Regions from separate parts of the Homo sapiens genome. Here region 1 is linked to region 2. A link is an interaction called in ENCODE POLR2A ChIA-PET data of the cell type or tissue named here. Cell type or tissue: IMR-90. All regions are shown on one strand. Each heading gives the region's core, and the rest is flanking DNA. Links, peaks and the distances in the headings are about the cores only. Region 1 overlaps DEF6 (DEF6 guanine nucleotide exchange factor). Region 2 overlaps PPARD (peroxisome proliferator activated receptor delta).

Region 1 (2,901 bases), core at 262-2,761, 110 kb before region 2:
ACTCCTCATACTCCCTGACCCCAGCTCCTAGTATCCTCTATTCTGCTTTCTGTCTCCATGAATTTGCCTTTTCTAGGTATCTTACATAAATAGAATCATAAAATATTTGTCCCTTTGTGTCTGGTTTCTTTTACTTAGAAATGTTTTCAGGCTTCATCTATGTTGTCAAATATATCAGAATTTCATTCCTTTTTAAGGCTGGATAATATCCCTAACAGTGTGTGAGGATCTCAGTTTCTCCATTTCCTTACCAACAGTTGTTTTTCCTTTTAAAAAATTATCATAGCCATCCTAGGATCTGTCTAATTTTGTCACATAAGGTGTTACTGTGGAAAGGAGCACGGATCTACGCAGAAGTCCAAGCCTCATCACTAACAGACTAACAGTGTGAGGTGGACAATCCTGGAGCTCTTAGTGCCTCAGTTTCTTTCTCTGTAAAGTGGAGCTAATAATGCCTGCCTGGCAAAGCTGTATAGGTGGAGTGAAGATAATGATGCATATAAAATACTAGTACAGACTCTAGAATGTGGTAGCTATTATTTTCCACAGAATGTAAACTTAATGGAGGCAGAGATTTGGTCTGTTAGGCACACCTTAGTATCCCAACCCCTGGAGCAGTGAGTGGCACTCAGTAGGCACTCCAAAAACATCTGCGGAATGAATGAATGAACTCTTAACAAGCAGGGCTATGTGGAAGTGAGTTGTCATGGATAGTGAGGACCCTGTTACTGGCAGTGTTCAAGCGTGATCTGCATAAACACTGAGTGGCGATTATGTACTGGGCCCCGTGGAATAATAGCAAGATGGAAACGCACCCACCTAGCCTTCAAAGAGCAAAGGCTACAGAGTTGTGGGGACTTAAGTCCCCCATAACTTATGATGCAAGCCATGCAGGCTCCTGGCAGAGTGGGGTCCCCAGGGAAGATAGCCAGGAGGGCTAGGGGCTTGAGCTGGAGCACCCTTGGGGCAGGTGGGGCCCTGACCCAGTGAGGCCAGCCTGGCTGCGGCCACCTACCCTGTGCCAGGTGCTGCCAGACCGCGACGGAAAGCGCTGCATGTTCTGTGTGAAGACAGCCAACCGCACGTATGAGATGAGCGCCTCAGACACGCGCCAGCGCCAGGAGTGGACAGCTGGTGAGTGCTCGCTAGGTGGCTTGGGTCTGGGTGGTCCTTAGGCGCCTCATCTGTGAAAAGGGGGTGATAATACTTTGTCCAGCGGGAGGTTGGAGAGTGGACTCGGGAAACTCCTAAGGCCCCTTTCGGGCCGTGTGCGAGGATCCTACTGACCCGCTCCCGCTCTTCGGCAGCCATCCAGATGGCGATCCGGCTGCAGGCCGAGGGGAAGACGTCCCTACACAAGGACCTGAAGCAGAAACGGCGCGAGCAGCGGGAGCAGCGGGAGCGGCGCCGGGCGGCCAAGGAAGAGGAGCTGCTGCGGCTGCAGCAGCTGCAGGAGGAGAAGGAGCGGAAGCTGCAGGAGCTGGAGCTGCTGCAGGAGGCGCAGCGGCAGGCCGAGCGGCTGCTGCAGGAGGAGGAGGAACGGCGCCGCAGCCAGCACCGCGAGCTGCAGCAGGCGCTCGAGGGCCAACTGCGCGAGGCGGAGCAGGTGGGGTTAGCTCCCGGCGCCGGGGACGGGACCGGTGGGCTGGGAGGCTGGCCAGGGGCGGAGCGCCGGGGGCGGGGCCTGGGCAGAGGGCGGAGCTCCTGGGTTGAGGGGCGTGCACTGGGGTGGAGCTTGAAATGAGGGATTGTTGGGACAGAGTCCGCGGGTTTGAAAAAGAGATTTGGGATGGGGCTTCCGCCAGGGACAGAACCTGGGGCTAGGAAAGGGGTGTGGGGCGAGGTCCGAGCCCGTGGATGGATGGGGCCTGGTTCGGAGACCTTGGCTGTGGGTTGGGGCTTGGGCAGAAGGAGCCGTTGAAGACCGTGTGATTGGGGATTAGACTGGACCAAGTTTGGACTAGACTTGAACTAAGTTTACAGTGAAACCAGTTTGAGAGGCAAGCGGGACGCGTATGGAGGCGGACTAGGTGTGCAGAGGCAATTAGATTTAGGATTTAAGAAACCTGGATCTGGAGTCAGAAACACGTAGATTCAATCCTAGCTCTGCTTCTTACGAGCCCCGTGATCCCAGGCAAGTTCATTTTACTGAGCCTTATCAGTAAAATGCTAATGCTAATAGAACTTTGCTCACAGAGGTACGGTGAGGATTAAATGAGGAAACACTTGTAGTGTCCAGTAACTTTTTGTTGTAATAATTGTAGTTATAGTCACATCCTTCCTAGCATCAGCCATGATTATAACATATTATTATATATTATAATAATTATTAAGTTAGTGCTAGGAAGGAGATGACCATATTTTTATATCTTATTTAATTATATAATGTTGTTTAATTACATGTTATATAATTATGATTAAGGTTGGTACTAGGAAGGAAATAACTTGAGCCCGTTTCCCCCACGTGGCATCTGTTCACCGACCATTATCTGTTCCAGTCAGGCTCTCAGAAAGGGGTCAGATCAGGAAACCCCAACATGAAGGAGTTCCCCAGACCCTCACCCCTAGGCAGCTTAGCAACATGCCCACCCCCTCCTCCTCCGCCCCCACGTGCCCCTTTTGACCTGGCTCTTGGTCCACCACCTCCCCCCTCCACAGGCCCGGGCCTCCATGCAGGCTGAGATGGAGCTGAAGGAGGAGGAGGCTGCCCGGCAGCGGCAGCGCATCAAGGAGCTGGAGGAGATGCAGCAGCGGTTGCAGGAGGCCCTGCAACTAGAGGTGAAAGCTCGGCGAGATGAAGAATCTGTGCGAATCGCTCAGACCAGGTAGGCCTGAGGAACCTCTTCTGGTTCTCTCACCACCCCTCCTGGAACACACCCCAGTTTTCCTGCTTGCTGTGCA
Region 2 (2,901 bases), core at 271-2,770:
AGGCCCCAGGCTGAGAGCCAGATGCCTCCCCAAGACTGTCATTGCCCCTCCGATGCTGAGGCCACCCACTGACCCAACTGATCCTGCTCCAGCAGCACACCTCAGCCCCACTGACACCCAGTGTCCTTCCATCTTCACACTGGTTTGCCAGGCCAATGTTGCTGATGGCCCCCTGCACTGGCCGCTGGACGGCACTCTCCCAGCTTGGAAGTAGGCAGGGTTCCCTCCAGGTGGGCCCCCACCTCACTGAAGAGGAGCAAGTCTCAAGAGAAGGAGGGGGGATTGGTGGTTGGAGGAAGCAGCACACCCAATTCTGCCCCTAGGACTCGGGGTCTGAGTCCTGGGGTCAGGCCAGGGAGAGCTCGGGGCAGGCCTTCCGCCAGCACTCCCACTGCCCCCCTGCCCAGTAGCAGCCGCCCACATTGTGTCAGCATCCAGGGCCAGGGCCTGGCCTCACATCCCCCTGCTCCTTTCTCTAGCTGGCTCCACGGGAGTTCAGGCCCCACTCCCCCTGAAGCTGCCCCTCCAGCACACACACATAAGCACTGAAATCACTTTACCTGCAGGCTCCATGCACCTCCCTTCCCTCCCTGAGGCAGGTGAGAACCCAGAGAGAGGGGCCTGCAGGTGAGCAGGCAGGGCTGGGCCAGGTCTCCGGGGAGGCAGGGGTCCTGCAGGTCCTGGTGGGTCAGCCCAGCACCTGCTCCCAGTGGGAGCTTCCCGGGATAAACTGAGCCTGTTCATTCTGATGTCCATTTGTCCCAATAGCTCTACTGCCCTCCCCTTCCCCTTTACTCAGCCCAGCTGGCCACCTAGAAGTCTCCCTGCACAGCCTCTAGTGTCCGGGGACCTTGTGGGACCAGTCCCACACCGCTGGTCCCTGCCCTCCCCTGCTCCCAGGTTGAGGTGCGCTCACCTCAGAGCAGGGCCAAAGCACAGCTGGGCATGCCATGTCTGAGCGGCGCAGAGCCCTCCAGGCCTGCAGGGGCAAGGGGCTGGCTGGAGTCTCAGAGCACAGAGGTAGGAGAACTGGGGTTCAAGCCCAGGCTTCCTGGGTCCTGCCTGGTCCTCCCTCCCAAGGAGCCATTCTGTGTGTGACTCTGGGTGGAAGTGCCCAGCCCCTGCCCCTACGGGCGCTGCAGCCTCCCTTCCATGCCCCAGGATCACTCTCTGCTGGCAGGATTCTTCCCGCTCCCCACCTACCCAGCTGATGGGGGTTGGGGTGCTTCCTTTCAGGCCAAGGCTATGAAGGGACAGCTGCTGGGACCCACCTCCCCCTCCCCGGCCACATGCCGCGTCCCTGCCCCGACCCGGGTCTGGTGCTGAGGATACAGCTCTTCTCAGTGTCTGAACAATCTCCAAAATTGAAATGTATATTTTTGCTAGGAGCCCCAGCTTCCTGTGTTTTTAATATAAATAGTGTACACAGACTGACGAAACTTTAAATAAATGGGAATTAAATATTTAAGAGCTGACTGGAAGCTGACTCAGTTACTTGCATGTTTTTCCTGGGGCTTACAGGGCTCCACGCCTCCTCCACATCCAGTACTGGAGGGCAAAGGAGGCTTTGGGCTCCAAAACCCTCCCCTGCCTCCACCTCGCTTTGCTCACCGCTTGTCAGTCAGGTGGACGACTATGCCATTTCCGCCCTGCAGAGAGAATTTGGGGTGTGAGGGGACAAAGGACTTGTGGTGCCCTGGCCTCACCTGGTGGAGCACTTGGGGTCTGGGGAAGGGGAAGGCCCCTGGAGGAGGCGGATGCAGGACTCAATAGATCAAAGCCAGTTTTTCATCACCACAAGAGATCACGGCTTTCCTCTCCTTTGCTGCCACCCAGCTCTCTCCTGTCTTTCCTGAGTGCCATCTCCCCAGCGGTCCAGTCGAGCCCAGCCCCCGGCAGCCATGGGTTTGTTTGCAGTGTGAGGCCAGGTCAGGGTGTGTAACAGAGTATGTGTTTAGTCAGGAAAAAACTACAGCTAAATATTTCCAAATGGGGAATGTACTGCAGGGAGTTGTTACAAAAGTATTGGAAGTACTGAAAGATCAATAGGGGGAAATAGGAGTCATCCAGAGATGACTAACTGCAGGAAGCCATTCTCACCTCCAGGGCTGAATGGGAAAATGGTATTCAGGGCCCACCGTTGCTACAACACACACTGACACTGCGGCGACCCAGGAGCCTGAAGTCACCAGTTGATTTGACTGTAGAACCAGACTGCTGGTGCCTGAGTTCACGCAGATGGTACATATGGGGCCACCAGAGTGCCCGAGGCCACCACCACTGCTGCCCCTGGAACCTCACTGCTTGAGTGCTGTAGCCCCATAACTCATAGCCTGGTCTCAGCTGCTTCTGCCAGAAGTGCTGTCAGAGTTTGGGGTTGGGGAAGCAAAGGATTCTTCCTTCTGCCTATCTTCCAGTCTGTTGCTTTTACCTCCCATTGGGGGAAAAAAATGCATGGTAGTCTAGGAAATGGAGTTTGTAGACTTCCAGCCCTTGCAGCATAGAGGAGCATGTGGAAGGGTGGGAACTGAACCAAGCGTCTGCAGGCAAACAACTAGCACAGCGTACAGGCACCAGCCCCAGTGTGAGGGATCCCAGAGGCCCACAGCTAAGGGATGGTCACTACAGCACTTGCCTCCTTGTTTTCTTTCTTTGCTGGTCATCTTGGCAGAGCAATCTGAATTGTCAGGTCCCATATGGTTCATCTCAGTCCAGAGAGTGACAGCCCCAGGGGAACAGGAGGAAAAGAGGAGAAGGAAGAAAAAAAGGGGTGCTTGGAACCAGGGCATCTCTGAAATTGGTAGCCTTTTTTATAATGGAATCCTCTGGTTTACTTGGTGTTATAAGTAAAATGTTTATTCAGAAACAGAATGCTTGTTCCTTGGAACTATAAGGAAAAAT

Evidence for each region. ChIA-PET counts read pairs that join two places held together with the same protein. Peaks named below come from ENCODE experiments on the same cell type or tissue, not always from the same donor. Only the 100,000 strongest peaks of a DNase experiment are listed, where the experiment ranks them.
Region 1: POLR2A ChIA-PET joins it to region 2 with 10 read pairs; 6 of 35 experiments call an interaction of 5 or more read pairs at or near these places.

What each region holds. Positions count from the first base shown.
Region 1 is chr6:35,316,866-35,319,766 of GRCh38, forward strand. DEF6 (DEF6 guanine nucleotide exchange factor) reads left to right here. Exons shown (of 11, transcript NM_022047.4): 6 at 1,026-1,134; 7 at 1,308-1,606; 8 at 2,659-2,825. Among named protein-coding and RNA genes, the nearest start is that of DEF6, 20 kb to the left of the region's middle. In IMR-90, for the core only: a CTCF peak has its summit at 1,500; a DNase peak (open chromatin) is centred at 1,596; H3K4me3 peaks cover 1,077 bases; H3K27me3 peaks cover 316 bases.
Region 2 is chr6:35,426,711-35,429,611 of GRCh38, forward strand. PPARD (peroxisome proliferator activated receptor delta) reads left to right here. Exons shown (of 8, transcript NM_006238.5): 8 at 1-1,468. Among named protein-coding and RNA genes, the nearest start is that of FANCE, 24 kb to the right of the region's middle. In IMR-90, for the core only: a CTCF peak has its summit at 2,028; a DNase peak (open chromatin) is centred at 1,481; H3K27ac peaks cover 2,310 bases.